Linked DNA regions of Homo sapiens: region 2 is linked to region 1. A link is a contact called in ENCODE Hi-C data. All regions are on one chromosome and are shown on one strand. Each heading gives the region's core, a stretch centred on a gene start or an enhancer-like site at or near the end of the contact. The rest is flanking DNA. Distances are from core to core; before and after follow the strand shown. Region 1 holds the start of RAI1 (retinoic acid induced 1). Region 2 holds the start of FLCN (folliculin).

Evidence for each region. A loop is a pair of places that touch in the nucleus more often than their neighbours do. Pooled maps may share reads with other maps.
Region 2: a loop to region 1 is called in a map with no recorded cell type, with 4 times the contacts of the local background. The contact joins the promoter of FLCN here to the promoter of RAI1 in region 1. A Hi-C loop is called at or near these places in 1 of 37 single-sample maps with no recorded cell type and 5 of 50 pooled maps.

The regions. Positions count from the first base shown.
Region 1 is chr17:17,677,986-17,684,961 of GRCh38, reverse strand. It overlaps RAI1 (retinoic acid induced 1), which reads right to left and starts at 3,504. Exons shown (of 6, transcript NM_030665.4): 1 at 3,169-3,504. RefSeq lists silencers at 1,844-2,793, 2,780-2,952, 2,964-3,043, 3,104-3,243, 3,274-3,783 and an enhancer at 2,862-3,463.
Region 2 is chr17:17,233,244-17,240,219 of GRCh38, reverse strand. It overlaps FLCN (folliculin), which reads left to right and starts at 3,052. Exons shown (of 14, transcript NM_144997.7): 1 at 3,052-3,308. RefSeq lists a silencer at 2,106-2,291 and an enhancer at 2,726-2,835.

The DNA.
Region 1 (6,976 bases), core at 2,255-4,754:
GTCTGTACTGTTATTCTCCTGATTGTAAAGATGGGGACACTGAGGCACAGAGAGGTAAATGGCCTGTTCAGTATGTGGTGGAGCCAGGAGTCAACCCAGAACTTGCCCTGAAGGACTTCGCCACACAACCAACCTCTCCAAGACAAACGGAGAGGAAAAAGGAAGCTGCCGAGGAAGAGCCCACAGTATGTCCTCACTTGGGGAAAAAGAAAACTATGCATGGATTGGTATATGTAATATACATACATACATACATATATATATATATATATATATATATATATATATATGCATTAAGTGAGTAACAAAAAGTCTGGAAGGATACGTTCAAACTATTAACTGGGGTTACCTGCAGGGAGGGTGCCAAGGGAACTTTTACTTTTACTACATATATTTCTGGCTTATTTGCATTTTTCACCCAAGTATCCAAGTGTTACTTGAGTAGTTTAACATGAGAGGAATTATTAGGGTTGCAATTAACATTTGTTGCATGAATAGATGGCAAATTCATTTCCTAGGCTTGTTTTTTTCAAATTCTGGGTATGACCCATCAGTGGATTGCAAAATTAATTTCGTGGGTAGCAATCAGTAATTAAAAAAAAAACAAATACACAAGAACAAAAAGGATTACAGACCAGCAGACACAGTAAGGGAGTTATTTCAGTAAACTTTTGTTTCAGCTATATACAGTGTGACCTGTGTAGTTACCTACGATGTATTTCTTACTATAGGTCACGGGCAAGAATTTGAAAGCAATTGGTCTAGGCTTGGGAGTCTAAAGAGGAGTAAGGCTGGGTGCAGTGACTCACTCCTGTAATCCCAGCACTTTGGGAGGCCAAAGAGGGAGGATCGCTTGAGCCCAGGACTTCAAGACCAGCCATGGCAAGACCCCTGTCTCTAGAAAAAAAAAAAAATTTAAAATTAGCTACGTGTGGTGTCGGGCGCCTGTGATCCCAGCTACTCAGGAGACTGATGCTGGAGGATCGCTTGAGCCCTGGAGGTTGAGGCTGAAGTGAGCTGTGTTTGTGCCAAGGCACTCCAGCCTGGGCCACACAGCAAGACCCTGTCTCAAAAATAAAACAAAGAGGAGTAAGACAGGGTCCCTGCCTATGAGAGCCCCACAGTCTAGTGGAAGAGAAAGGCAGCTCCAGTACCCCTGAGTTCCCTTTATCTCCACAGAAGCCAGAGGGATGCTAGGCTGGTGGGAAAGGTCCTATTTTGCCCACTCCACAGTTGGCTTCTGGGGCCTGGATCTCACCTTGATACATTCTCCTCCTCTCCAAGGCTTTTGCTTGTGAGAGCTTTTGCCAGAGTTATGGGGCTGAGCCTGCCCTGAGATCAGAATGATGTGTCCACTTCTGTGTCACGCAAAAGGCCACTTTTCCTTGCTCCTGGGCCCCGAATATACCGGCTTGCCTGTCAAGAGGGGGAGGGGTGGGAAACTAGAAGATTCCTTTCCAGTTTCTAGATCCCGAGGGCCACGTCCCAGGAAAGCCTCTGAAAACCCAGCTGTGTGGTCAGCAGGGAGGGGCCACCATTCAGTCTGCAGCGAGGGCTGCCCCCCACCTGGGGTGGGCCTGACCCTGAGCAGAGCGAGGACTGTATGGAGAATGGAGGGGGGCAGGGGCAGGAAGAGAAGCAGAGCCCCCAGCTCGGGGCTCCCATCACGCTGGCGCCTCCACATCAGAGCTAGCCTAACCCACCCCCGCCTCTCCTCCCAGGGCAGCAGACAACTAAAAAAAGATAAAATAAAAAGAAGTAATTCCCCTGCTCTGACGTCAGCGCGAGGTCTTAACAGCCCGGCAGCGGCATGAAACTGGATTGCAACCAGATGTAATGCCCTTGAATTCTCAACACACTACTGCATTGGAAAGACATAAAAGGGGGGCGGGGGACAGTATTGGTGGGAGGAACCGTGCAGATCCCGAGTGGGTCCCTGAATCCGGGCCCGCCGAAACCGCGGGGAAGGCGGCGCGGGAGAGTGTGCGGCGCGCGGAGCAGCGCCCGGCCGGCTCCGCCATTCAGGCGCGCGGCCTCCCCTCCCCCAGCCCCCACCGGCGCATTGTTACACTCGCTCCCATCCATTCAGAGCCCGAGGCCCGCCGCGCCCCCGCCAGCCCGGGCTCCGCGCAGGAGAGCACCGCGGCAGCCCGCACTCCGGCCCCTGCGTGGACTGGATAACGACCAAGAGCCCCAAGAAAGAAAACTGCTAGCCGGGAAAACGGGCGCCCCAGGAAGCTGGGGCCGCGACGGCCTAGGGCCTGGCTGGTGTTTCGCTTCCCCTCCGCCCCACCACGGAGGCCCCTGGCGCGACCAGGCTCCAAATGTCACCCTCGCGTCCTGCCACCCCTTGTCCCCGCCGCACTCGGCCCCCATGTCCTCCTCCCGGGTTCCCTGCCTTCAAGGCGCGTGAGAGGGGGGGCCGGCCTCGAAAAGGGCGGCGGGCTGCGCCGCCGTCTGTGGGGCGCAAGGCTCGCGTGTCCGGGGCCCCCGCCCGTGACGTCATCCCCGAAGGGCCCGTGCCTCCCGGGCCTGGCCGCTACAGAGCTCCCCAGGTCGCGGGGGCCGCTTCCTGCCCGGCCTCGGGGCCTGCGCACAGGCCCCGGGGCCGCTGCCCGGGTAGGGACACCGCAGAGAGCCCGAGCACCCATCTCGCCACGCACGGCCTTCGCCGGCCCTGACTCCCAAGCGATGGCCACGCCGGGCCCGGGTCACGCATGGGGAAGTCAGCTCCCCGTCCCCCACCTCGGACGCACTCACAAAGCTCACCTCCGCCCCCGGCGCCCCGCGAATGCACCCCACGTCCCCACCCCACGCTCCGCAAAGACTCCGCGCCTCGGCGCAAGCAGATCCCTTGCCACACTCGCCCCTCGCGCCCCCATGCCCCCACCCGACCTCAGCTGGCCGCACATCCCCCAGAAGACCCTCAGCCGCGGCGCAGGGCGCCCCCACCCTGCAGCTCCCCAGACGTCCATCCGGTGACCTCGCGCACCCCCCACACCACACAAAGCAAGGACCCCGCGGACCCCACATCTCCACCCAGCGCGCGCGCTCGGCGTCCGAACCCGCCTCGGCTCATCACCCGGCCTAGGATCCCGACGCCTCGCGCCGCCCCCGCCCCGGGGCAGGATACACTGCGCCCCCCGCGCCCCGGCGCTCGCTGCTCACCTCGGCGCCCGCGCTCACTCGGGGGCCTTGGGTCTGGCGCTGCGACTTCGCGGCCCGGAGGCCTGGGTGGCCATGGGGGTCGGGGCGCGGCGGCCCGGCCGGCCCGCGGCCAGGCAGGAAGGAGGGTGGGCCGCGGCGCCCCCTCCTCGCGCCGGCGCTAGGGCCGCGGGCAGGGCGGCCTGCTCGGCTCGCCTCTCGCCCTCGCTGCACTCGCTCTCCCACTCGTCTCTCGGAGCCCAGCCGCGGGCGGGGGCGGCGCCCGGGGACGCGGGGAGCGGGCCTTGGCCGCGCACCCGGCCGGGCCTGCCTGGTGTCCGCGGGTGCCGCGAGGAATGCGATCCCCTCCGCACAGGAAGAGCGGACGAGCGGACGGGCGGGCGGGCGACGCGCGGGGGGAGAAGGAGAGCAAGAGCGCGAGGAAAAAAGTTCCCGGGCGGCCTGGCTGCGCTCGCTCGCGGCCCCGGGCGCCAGGTGGGCCGTGCGCGCCCCGACAGCACCCCCTGGCGGTCCGCGCGCCCCACTGCGCGCCCCCCGCCCGCTGGCCGGCCTGCGGGAGGGGGCCTCTGCGGTGGGATCCCGGTGCGGCCTGGGAGGACACTAGCGCCCTGCGTACAGGAGCTTCCAGCGTCAGGCCAGGCCCCCACCCTCACCCCACCATTAGCCCTCACCTGTGCCCACTTCTTTGCAGTTTGAGAAACATTTTCGATTTCAAAACTCCATTGGCTTCATGTAAACTTCATTTACTGGGCACCTGGCACCTTGCTGAGTCTTGAGGAATCAGCAGAGACAATGCGGTCCCTGCTGTCGTGGAGCTGGCATCCTGGTGGGAAGAGACAGACAGCAAACAAATGCTTAGATACATGACGAAGATAATTTTAGAGCAGTAAGTGCTAGGACGAAAATTAGCAGGTGAAGTGACGGCTAGGGCTCCTTGGCTGGGGGAGAGAGAAGGAGGCCTGTCTGTGCAAAGATCTAAATAGCAAGAGGAACCGCCATGGGTAGAGTCTGGGAAGAGCATTTTGTTCTTTTAGAGGCAGGGTCTTGCTGTGTTGCCCAGGCCGAACTTGAATTCCTGGCCTCAAACAGTCCTCCCACCTCAGCCTTCTGAGTAGCTGGGACTACAGGGGCCTGCCCTCCTGGGAAGAGCATCATTGGCAGAAAGAACATCAAGTGCAAAGGTCCTGAGGCAGGAGAGAACTTGGTGAGTAAGTGGAATTGTGAGGAGGCCGTCAGCAAGGGGACAAGTAATGGGCACATTGAAGTCAGAGCCATATCGGGAGGGCCAGAGCCTGCAGGGCTGCAGAGAGCTCAGTGAGGAATTTGTTTGCAATTCTAGTGCAAGGAAGGTAGCCACTGGCAGACTTTAAACAGAGGCATGTTGAATGAGAGAGTCCTTGCATGAAACTTAAGGTACAGACCTCGGAGCAATTTCATGCCTAGGTCTCTACTTGCCATAGCTCAGGTGGGAGCTCACTGCCACCTGCTTGGGAAGCCTCTCAGCCCCACCCAGGCTCTAGGGTCTGTGGGATATGACCCCATTAACAGCCCCATCGAAGCCTCCCTCATTTGTCCTTTGGTAGGGCAGAGGGGAGCTGGTCAAGGCATCAGAGCTTGTGGGTGACCTGGGACAAGTGAATCCTGCATCTGCAAAATAAGGTATTGTGATAGATGGGGGGCCCTCACTCTGTCCCAGGCCTGCTGTGCCCCTTCTGTGCATGGTCTCATTAGATCCTGGTGCCCCCTCTGTGAGGTCGGCTCATCACATTTTGTGGATGAGGAAACAGGCGCAGAGTGGTGAAGTCCCCTGTCCAGGTTCTCAAGCTACAGGACAGAATCAACACAGGTCCCCACAGTCCTTCCTACTGGACTTGGCTACCCGTCTCCCAGGGTGAATGTCAAGAGCAAGACAGAGCTGGATCCCAGTGCGAACTGTGTTGTTTTAAGCTTGTTTTAAGTGCGGTTTCTGGATGACAGATCTGGTTTATTTTTATTTATTTATTTATGTATTTTTTTTTTGAGACGGAGTTTTGCCCCTGTTGCCCTGCCTGGAGTGCAATGGTGCGATCTTGGCTCACCACAACCTCTGCCTCCCAGATTCAAGCAATTCTCCTGCCTCAGCCTCCCGAGTAGCTGGGATTACAGACATGCACCGCCACACCCACCTAATTTTGTATTTTTAGTAGAGACAGGGTTTCTCCATGTTGGTCAAGCTGATCTTGAACTCCTGACCTCAGGTGATCCACCTGCCTCGGACTCCCAAAGTGCTGAGATTTCAGACATGAGCTACCGCGCCTGGCAAATCTGGTTTCTAAACGTGGCTCCTCTATGCCCAGCTGGGTGGCTTTGGGCAAACTACTTAACTTGCTGAGCCTCCGTTTCCTCATCTGTAGAATGGGGATAATAGTACCTACCTCATGGGTCTGTTGAGAGGATTGAATGAGGTACGTGTGGAAAGCATTTAGCTCACAGCCTGGCATGCAGTAAGTGCTATTACTGCTTTAAGATGCTAGATTAATGGGAACAGTCCCTATCATCCATCCAGGGCTCCCAATCTCCACCCCGAGCTGGTCTCCTGCCCTCCCTGCCTTACCTTAACCTGCTCCTGAGTGGAGCCTAAGGGAAGGCTGGTTCTAGGGACCCCAGTGGGAGGCAAGACAAGGAGGTCTTGCTGGGAGATTTCTGGTTCCCACACAAGGGTCCCCAAGACTAGCTTCTCCACCTGGAGAGGGTGGGAGACCAGCTGGAACCCCAAGGAGAGTCAATTTTCTGGCCTTGGAATTAGGTATTTTTTGTTTTGAAAATTCCTTGGTATCAAGTTTACATGACTGGGGCCACTGGACCCTGTAGGCAGGGCTGGGGGTACAAAGAGGATCACAAGCCTGGCCTCTTTGGGAGCCATAGCTCAGGCACCACTCAAGGAAGCACATTTGTTCAAGGGATTAGCATTTCTGGATGTCAGTTCAGCGAAGGGTTGGAGGAGGTGGCGATTGAGGCAGACCTCAGAGGATGGGCAGGAAGGGAGCCCTGGGTTGCAAAGGGGATGGGTGTCCCAGAGAGTGAGAGGAGGAAGGAATATGCAGGCAGATGGAAGAGGGTGTGCGGTCAAGGTACTAACAACTGCTTTTGTGTGTGAGTGTGAATGTGTGTATATGTGTGTGTAAGACAGAGTCTCACTCTGTTGCCCAGGCTGGAGTGCAATGGTGTGATCATAGCTGACTGCAGCCTCAAACTCCTGAACTCAAGCAGTTCTCCCACCTCAGCCCCCTGAGTAACTGGGACCACAGGCATACACCACTATGCCTAGCCAATTTATTTTTTATAGAGATGGCATCTTGCTATGTTGCCCAGGCTGGTCTTGAATTCTGGGCTCAAGTGATCCTCCTGCCTTGGCCTCCCAAAGTGCTGGAATTACAAGTGTGAGCCACCACGCCTGACCAGAACTGCCACTTTTGAGTACCTACTGTGTGCCAGGTGCCTAGGGATGTTGTAACAAATTCCACAAGTGGCTTAAAATAACACAAATTAATTAATTAATTAATTTATTTATTTATTTATTTATTTATTTATGACAGAGTCTTGCTCTGTTGCCCAGGCTTGAGTGCAGTGGCGCAATCTTGGCTCACTGTAACCTCTGCCTCTCGGGTTCAAGTGATTCTCGTGCCTCTGCCTTCCAAGTAGCTGAGACCACAGGCACATACCACACCACCAAGCCTAGCTAATTTTTGTATTTTTTGTGGAGAGTGGGTTTCACCATGTTGCCCAGCCTAGACAGATTTATTCTTTACAGTTCTGGAGGTCAGAACTCCAA
Region 2 (6,976 bases), core at 1,803-4,302, 440 kb after region 1:
TCTAAAAACGGAATGTTTTCTCAGTTGCTGGAAGAAACAAAAACTTAGATCATTATTTTTATAACAGGGAATCAATTATAGTAACTTGAAAATATGAGATGTGATTAAAAATATTAAATTGAAATGCTTACAAATGAAATACACCCCTTCTTCCTGAAACTGGAAACTAAGAGTCATTGACATGTGGTTTGACTGAAAGATAAAGCCCAGCTGTATCCTACAGCTACATCAGAGCCCCTGTGGCTAAGGGTACATATAAAAAACTCTAAAACAAATTTCTGAATAAGATGTGACTTTTCCCTGCCACTTGGCTCTATGGTCCTGGCAACTGATGCCTTGGAAGTGATTGATCAGTTTGGATACTCAGCTATAATGAAGCCTCTTGGTTTAGCAGTAGTAAGAAGGCAGAAAAGCATCAAAAAACCTTAATTCTGATTGAGCCTATTTCAGTGGTGGAAAAAAATCTTAATTCTGATTGAGCCTGTTTCAGTGGTGGAAAAAACACATTCTGGATTGTATGCATGCCAGGCAGTAACATATCCAGAGCTTCTGGAATCATTTCATACAATTTCCATTATGGGATAGAAGCTTTGAGATTAGCATTGCATTTCATTTGGTTGTGAATTGTTGAACATTATTGGTATCTGTGCTTTCTGAACATTACTGCTGAGTTTCAATTATCTTTCCCATGAGAATGGGCACATTTTCCGACTTCTAAGATGTCCCTTTTGTTGCATGACCTTGAAAGTTTTTATACCCCATGAGAGCCCAATTTAAATAACCTTTGGTACAATTCACTGAGGCAAAGATTTGGCAGTTGTTAATTTTTTTTTTAAAGATTTATAGGTTTATTTAAGAAAGTACCTCCAAAAGAGGTAGGTGGCTGAAGCCAGTGGTGTTGGGAAAGATGTTAATGGCCTAAATTGAGCCCAGGTGTGGTAAATGCACATTGACTTTTACTGAAAATACACTAGTTGAATAACCTTCCGCCATTAGCCTATCACCATGGAAATAAGGATAATCTGAGCAAGGTGGTGAACTCCACTAACAAACTGAAAAAGGTAATTCCTGGAATTAAAGTTACAAGGTGAAAAAAACCTTGTTCTTGACTTAAAAATCTCATTAACAAACATTAGTTTCAAGAACTTGAACCCGGGAGGTGGAGGTAGCAGTGAGCCGAGATCGCGCCACTGCACTCCAGCCTGGGAGACATAGCAAGACTCCGTCTCTAAAATAAAATAAAATAAAATCACCCTGTAACTTACTACCTCCTCAGAAATTAAGTTTGCGCTGTCCAACAGCAAGAGGAATTCGCTTGATAAGAATAATTAAACACATAAAGGCAATGCCTAACCTCGTAACGCCACCCCATATTCCTTAATCTTTACCAAGCCACTATAAGACGGCAGAAAACACAAGCTGCACTTTCGTTCTTTTCTCGTGTCCCGTTTTCAACAGACCATGGATTTTTTTTTTTTTTTTTAGATGGAGTCTCGCTCTGTGCCAGGCTGGAGTGCAGTGGCACGATCTCAGCTCACTGCAACCTCTGCCTCCCGGGTTTAAGCAATTCTCCTGCCTCAGCCACCAGAGTAGCTGGGACTACAGGCGTGTGCCACCACGCCCAGCTAATTTTTTTTGTATTCTTAGTAGAGAGGGGGTTTCACCTGTTGGCCAGGATGGTCTCCATCTCTTTACCTCGTAATCCGCCCACCTCGGCCTCCCAAAGTGTTGGGATATTATAGGCGTGAGCCACCGCGCCCGACCAGAACATGGAAATTTAAAGAGAAAAAAATAAGTGACTTCTGATTTCAAAAACACAACCACCCACTTTTCTATTCTATTCCTGGTGAGCACATTCTGGAGACTCTGCGGCAACCATAGCCTCGGCCGCGGCGGAAGGCTCCGGGGCGGCCACACCTCAGGGGGCAGCCACACCTCAGGGGGCAGCGCGCACAGGCGGGTCAGGCTCTGATTCCCATCTCTCTCCGGTCTTCACTGGAAGGACCCACACTACATCACAAACTAATGGCTTTACAATTAACTTCTAAGTAGCTAAATTTAGTAATGGGCGCTCTAGTTTTAAAAAATATTATTCAGGCCGGGCGCGGTGGCTCACGCCTGTAATCCCAGCACTTTGGGAGGCCGAGGCTGGTGGATCACCTGAGGTTAGGAGTTCAAGACCAGCCTGGCCAAAAGGGTGAAAACCCGTCTCTGCAAAAATACAAAAAATTAGCCAGGCGTGGTGGCGGACGCCTGTAGTCCCCAGCTACTCGGGAGGCTGAGGCAGGAGAATCGCTTGAACCCGGGAAGCGGAGGTTGCAGTAAGGCGAGGTCGCGCCACTGGACTCCAGCCTGGGCAACAAGAGCGAAAGCGAAACTCTGTCTCAAAAAAAGAATATTATTCAAAAACTGATTTTCACATTTTTAAAAAAGACCCACTGAGGGAGGAAGACCGAATCCCACACATGCGCGCGCACAGCGGTTCCGAGTTCTGCAACCAACCTCCCACGGGCGCCGCGCCTTCTCCGCGTCACGTGACGGCCGTCTCCCGCACCTTCCATACTCTCAATGTAGGGAGAGGACGGGTTCCATCAGCAATTTAATAAAAACCATTGGTGAAGCAAAAAAAAAAAGCCTGCCAACCTCTTATAACGTTTTTTCTTTATTTTTCTCTTTTATGTGGACAGGAAGCCTTAGGTTGGCTATATTTACCCTCAAATCTCTTTTTAAAATGATTTTTAAGTTTCAGCATACTCCCGCGCTTAATGAAATGGTTTCCCCCAGCATCCCCAGCTGGTGCGGTCTGAACCATTCGGAACTTCCCAGAGGGGGGCACCGGAATAGGGGCGGTGGAAAAGGGTAATTGTCGGGCAGCGGCCCCTGCTTCCCAGTCAGACCTCGGAGTTGTAGGACTCGGACTGTGTTCCTGGGCTTGCGAGAGCTAGGGAGGCCCGGCTCTCCTCGCGGTGCAGGACGCGCTCGGACGGCTCCCGCACCCCCACCGCAGTGTTGGGTGGTGGTACGGCTCAGGGAGTCACGCGCCTGGGTGTCGGCGGGGCTGCGGGACCGCGAGTGAGTGTGGTCGCTCCTGGTTCTGCCAGCTCCCCTGAGAGCCTGAACCCGGGCTTGAGAGCCTCGCCACCCCGGGTGACATCCCTGCCGTGGGCTTGGGGGCTCTGGGTGTGATTCCGCCGGTCCGGGTCCCGCAGCGACCACCTACCCAGCGCAGTCAGGGGCGGGGCTGGGACCCAGAGCGGGACCCCGGCTGCCGAGTCCAGGTGTCCCGCGGGCCTCGATTTGGGGAGCAGGTAGGCGGGGGTCTGAGGGGTTGGCGGAGGGGCATGTCCGAGTTTTCGTTGGTCCCAGGTGGACGAGTAATGGGGGAGGGTTTAGGGCCAGAGTCCAGGGCGTCGCCGAGACCCTGAGATTTGAAGATAGGTTGGGGGCACGCCCATTAACCAAGTCTATGGGGATGAGGACTGTGATCTCATTTGATGTTGCCATGAAACGGGACTGTTTGCCTTCCCTTCTCCCAGGTTTTGTCTTCGCTCTGTTTGGAGGAGAGGGTGTGTGTCATCCTCTTCTCCCAGTTTGGCGTTCAGGAGGGTCCTCTGATGCGCTAATAGGGTAGCACCGTGTCCTCCAGGGAGGGTGGAAGACCGCGCTTCTCTCCAGTTGAGAGTACTGTCAGTCGCGTCCTTGTCTCCTGGAAAGAATGGATTGGCTTGTGGATTGAAGTCCAAGGTGTGGTCACTAGCAGTCTCTTCAAGTGGGGACACAGGGCAAGGAGGAGCTTGCTGGAAGTAGGTTCTGGCTCTCTAGCCTTTGGCCACAGCCAGTTTAGTGCCAGATTATCACCGTGGTCATCAAGTAATTGAGTAATAGTGGCAGGTGACACTGCGTTTGCCCTTCTAGTGTCCTATGTCAGGGAGCTCTGTGAATGGAAATCCAGGGAAACGGTGGAAATAGAGCCACAGTGAGAGTGGATCTGAACTGGCAGTCATCCCCTGCAGAACTTTTCACCCTGGGCTTGTTGGGATCCCAGCTGCTAACTTAATGAGGCTCCCCAGTGGGAGACTAGTTATAGAAGCTGTGTGTCCACTGCTGGTTAAGATCCGTTATAGTGCTTTGTTTATTTAGAGTGCCCTTACTTAGTGGCCTCTTTAATTCTCCACGGTGCTATGAGAACACCATAGGAAGTAGGGTTGAAATAGGGCCAGGGCGCACCACGGGTGGTGGTGAGGTCACTGTCCAGGTCTGGGACTCAGCCATTGTGGGAGGGGGACATGAACAGACACTCTACCACATCAGGGAATTTGAATACTGTCTTTGGATATGTTGATGAAGAGACTGTCAGCCAGGGCATTTCGGCTTCCTATGTGGGTTCTGGAAAGCTTGTTGGAAACAGACTCGTGAGACACACTCAAACCAGTTTGTTTTCTTCAGCAAACACCTGGTAGAGATTGGAATTGAACAGTGAGTGAAGAATGACCTCACGCTGCCCAGAATTCTGATTCCATGTGTAATGCGAATTCTGAGAGGCCTCTGTTTCTCAGCTTTTGGGTGGTATTCAGAGAGGTCTAGTAACACTTGGTGTCACCTGGCTGGTGAGGGCAGGCTCCGGTGACCGCAAAGCTAAGTGCTCTGTAGGGCACCTCCCTCTCTTTCAGGGGCTGCCTGGGCCTCTGGTGCACATGATCCATGGAGTCAGAGTCAGAGCTCTCGTCTGACAAGTGCTTTTGCTTTCTTTCTTTCTTTCTTTCTTTTTTGGAGACAGAATCTCATTCTGTCGCCCAGGCTGGAGTGCAGTGATGCGATCTCGGCTCACTGCCACCTCCGCTTCCAGGCTCAAACGATTCTCCTGCCTCAGCCTCCTGAGTAGCTGGCACTACAGGCACGTGCCACCAGGCCTGGCTAATTTTCGTATTTTGTATTTTTTGAAATGGAGTTTTACTCTTATTGCCCAGGCTGGAGTGCAATGGTGCGATCTCAGCTCACTGCAACCTCCGTCTCCCAGGTTCAAGCAATTCTCCTGCCTCAGATTCCCCAGTAGCTGGGATTACAGGCATGCACCACCACCATGCCTGGCTTTTTTTTTTTTTTTTTTTTTGAAATGGAGTCTTGCTCTGTGGCCCAGGCTGGAGTGCAGTGGTGCGATCAGCTCACTGCAAGCTGTGCCTCCTGGGTTCACGCCATTCTCCTCCCTCGGCCTCCCCAGTAGCTGGGGCTACAGGCCCCCGCCACCATGCCCAGCTAATTTTTTGTATTTTTTAGTAGAGACGGGGTTTCACTGTGTTAGCCAGGATGGTCTCAATCTCCTGACCTCGTGATCTGCCCACCTCGGCCTCCCAAAGTGCTGGGATTACAGGCGTGAGCCACCGCACCCAGCCTAATTTTTGTATTTTTAGTAGAGATGGGGTTTCAATATGTTGGCCAGGCTGGTCTCGAACTCCTGACCTCGTGGTCCGCCTGCCTCGGCCTCCCAAAGTGCTGGGATTACAAGCATGAGCCACCACACCCGGCAATTTTTCTATTTTTAGTAGAGACAGGGTTTCACCATGTTAGCCTGGCTGGTCACAAACTCCTGACCTTAGGTGATCTGCCCTCCTTGGCCTCCCAAAGTGCTGGGATTACAGGCTTAAGCCACTGCACCCAGCGAGTGCTTTTCATTAAAAGGAAAAACGAATAAGAGTAGCCCATGTTTTGGCCAGACATGGTGGCTTATGCCTGTAATCCCAGCACTTTGGGAGGCCGAGGAGGCGGGAGAATCACCTGAGGTCAGGAGTTCAAGACCAGCCTGGCTAACATGGCGAAACCCCATCTCTACTAAAAATACAAAAGTTGGCTGGTCCTGGTGGCGCACGGCCATAATTCCAGCTACTCGGGAAGCTGAGGCAGGAGAATTGCTTGAACCTGGGAGGCGGAGGTGGCAGTGATCCGAGATTGCTGCACTGCACTCCAGCCTGGGCAACAGAATGAGACCCTTCCGCAAAAAAAAAAACAAACCAAAAAAAAACAAAACAGTGTAGCCCATGTTGGCTCTGGGTGCTGGGAAGTGGCTTGTCAGCGTTGCCTCTGGTTTCCCTCTCCTGCTTGAGAAGGAAACTGCCAGGCCTATGGCCTGAAAAGTAAGTTGGTGTGATGTAGATGCTGCCAGAGCACCCCCTTATAACCAAGAGTAAGAAAGATGGGGACTTGGCTGGATGCAGTGGCTCATGCCTGTAATCCTAGCACTTAGGGAGGCTGAGGTAGGTGGATCACCTGAGGTCGGGAGTTCGAGACCAGCCTGGCCAACATGGTGAAACTCTGTCTCTACTAAAATACAAAAATTAGCCAGGTGTGGTGGCAGACACCTGTAATCCCAGCTACTCAGGAGGCTGAGGCAGGAGAATCACTTAAACCTGGGAGGCAGAGGTTGCAGTGAGCTGAGATCACGCCATTGCACTCCAGCCTGGGTGACAAGAGTGAAACTTGGTCTCAAAAAAAAAAAAAAAAAAAAAAAAGGAAAGATGGGAACTTGCAGCCTTGACCTCCCAGGCTGAAGTGACCTCCCAACTTAGTCCCCCAAGTAACTTGGACTAGAGGCATGCCCGGCTAATTTTTTTTTTTTTTTTTTTTTTTGAGATGGAGTCTTGCTGTGTCGCCCAGGCTGGAGTGCAGTGCCGTGATCTTGGCTCACTGCAAGCTCTGCGTCTCAGGTTCACGCCATTCTCCTGCCTCAGCCTCCCGAGTAGCTGGGACTATAGGCGCCTGTCACCATGCCTGGCTGATTTTTTTTGTATTTTTAGTAGAGATGGGGTTTCACCATGTTAGCCAGGATGGTCTCGATCTCCTGACCTCCTGATCTGCCCACCTCGGCCTCCCAAAGTGCCGGGGTTACAGGCGTGAGCCACCGCGCCCGGCCTGGCTAATTTTTTTTAAAAATTTTTTGTAGAGACAGGGTCTCACTGTGTTACCCAGGCTGGTCTCAAACTCA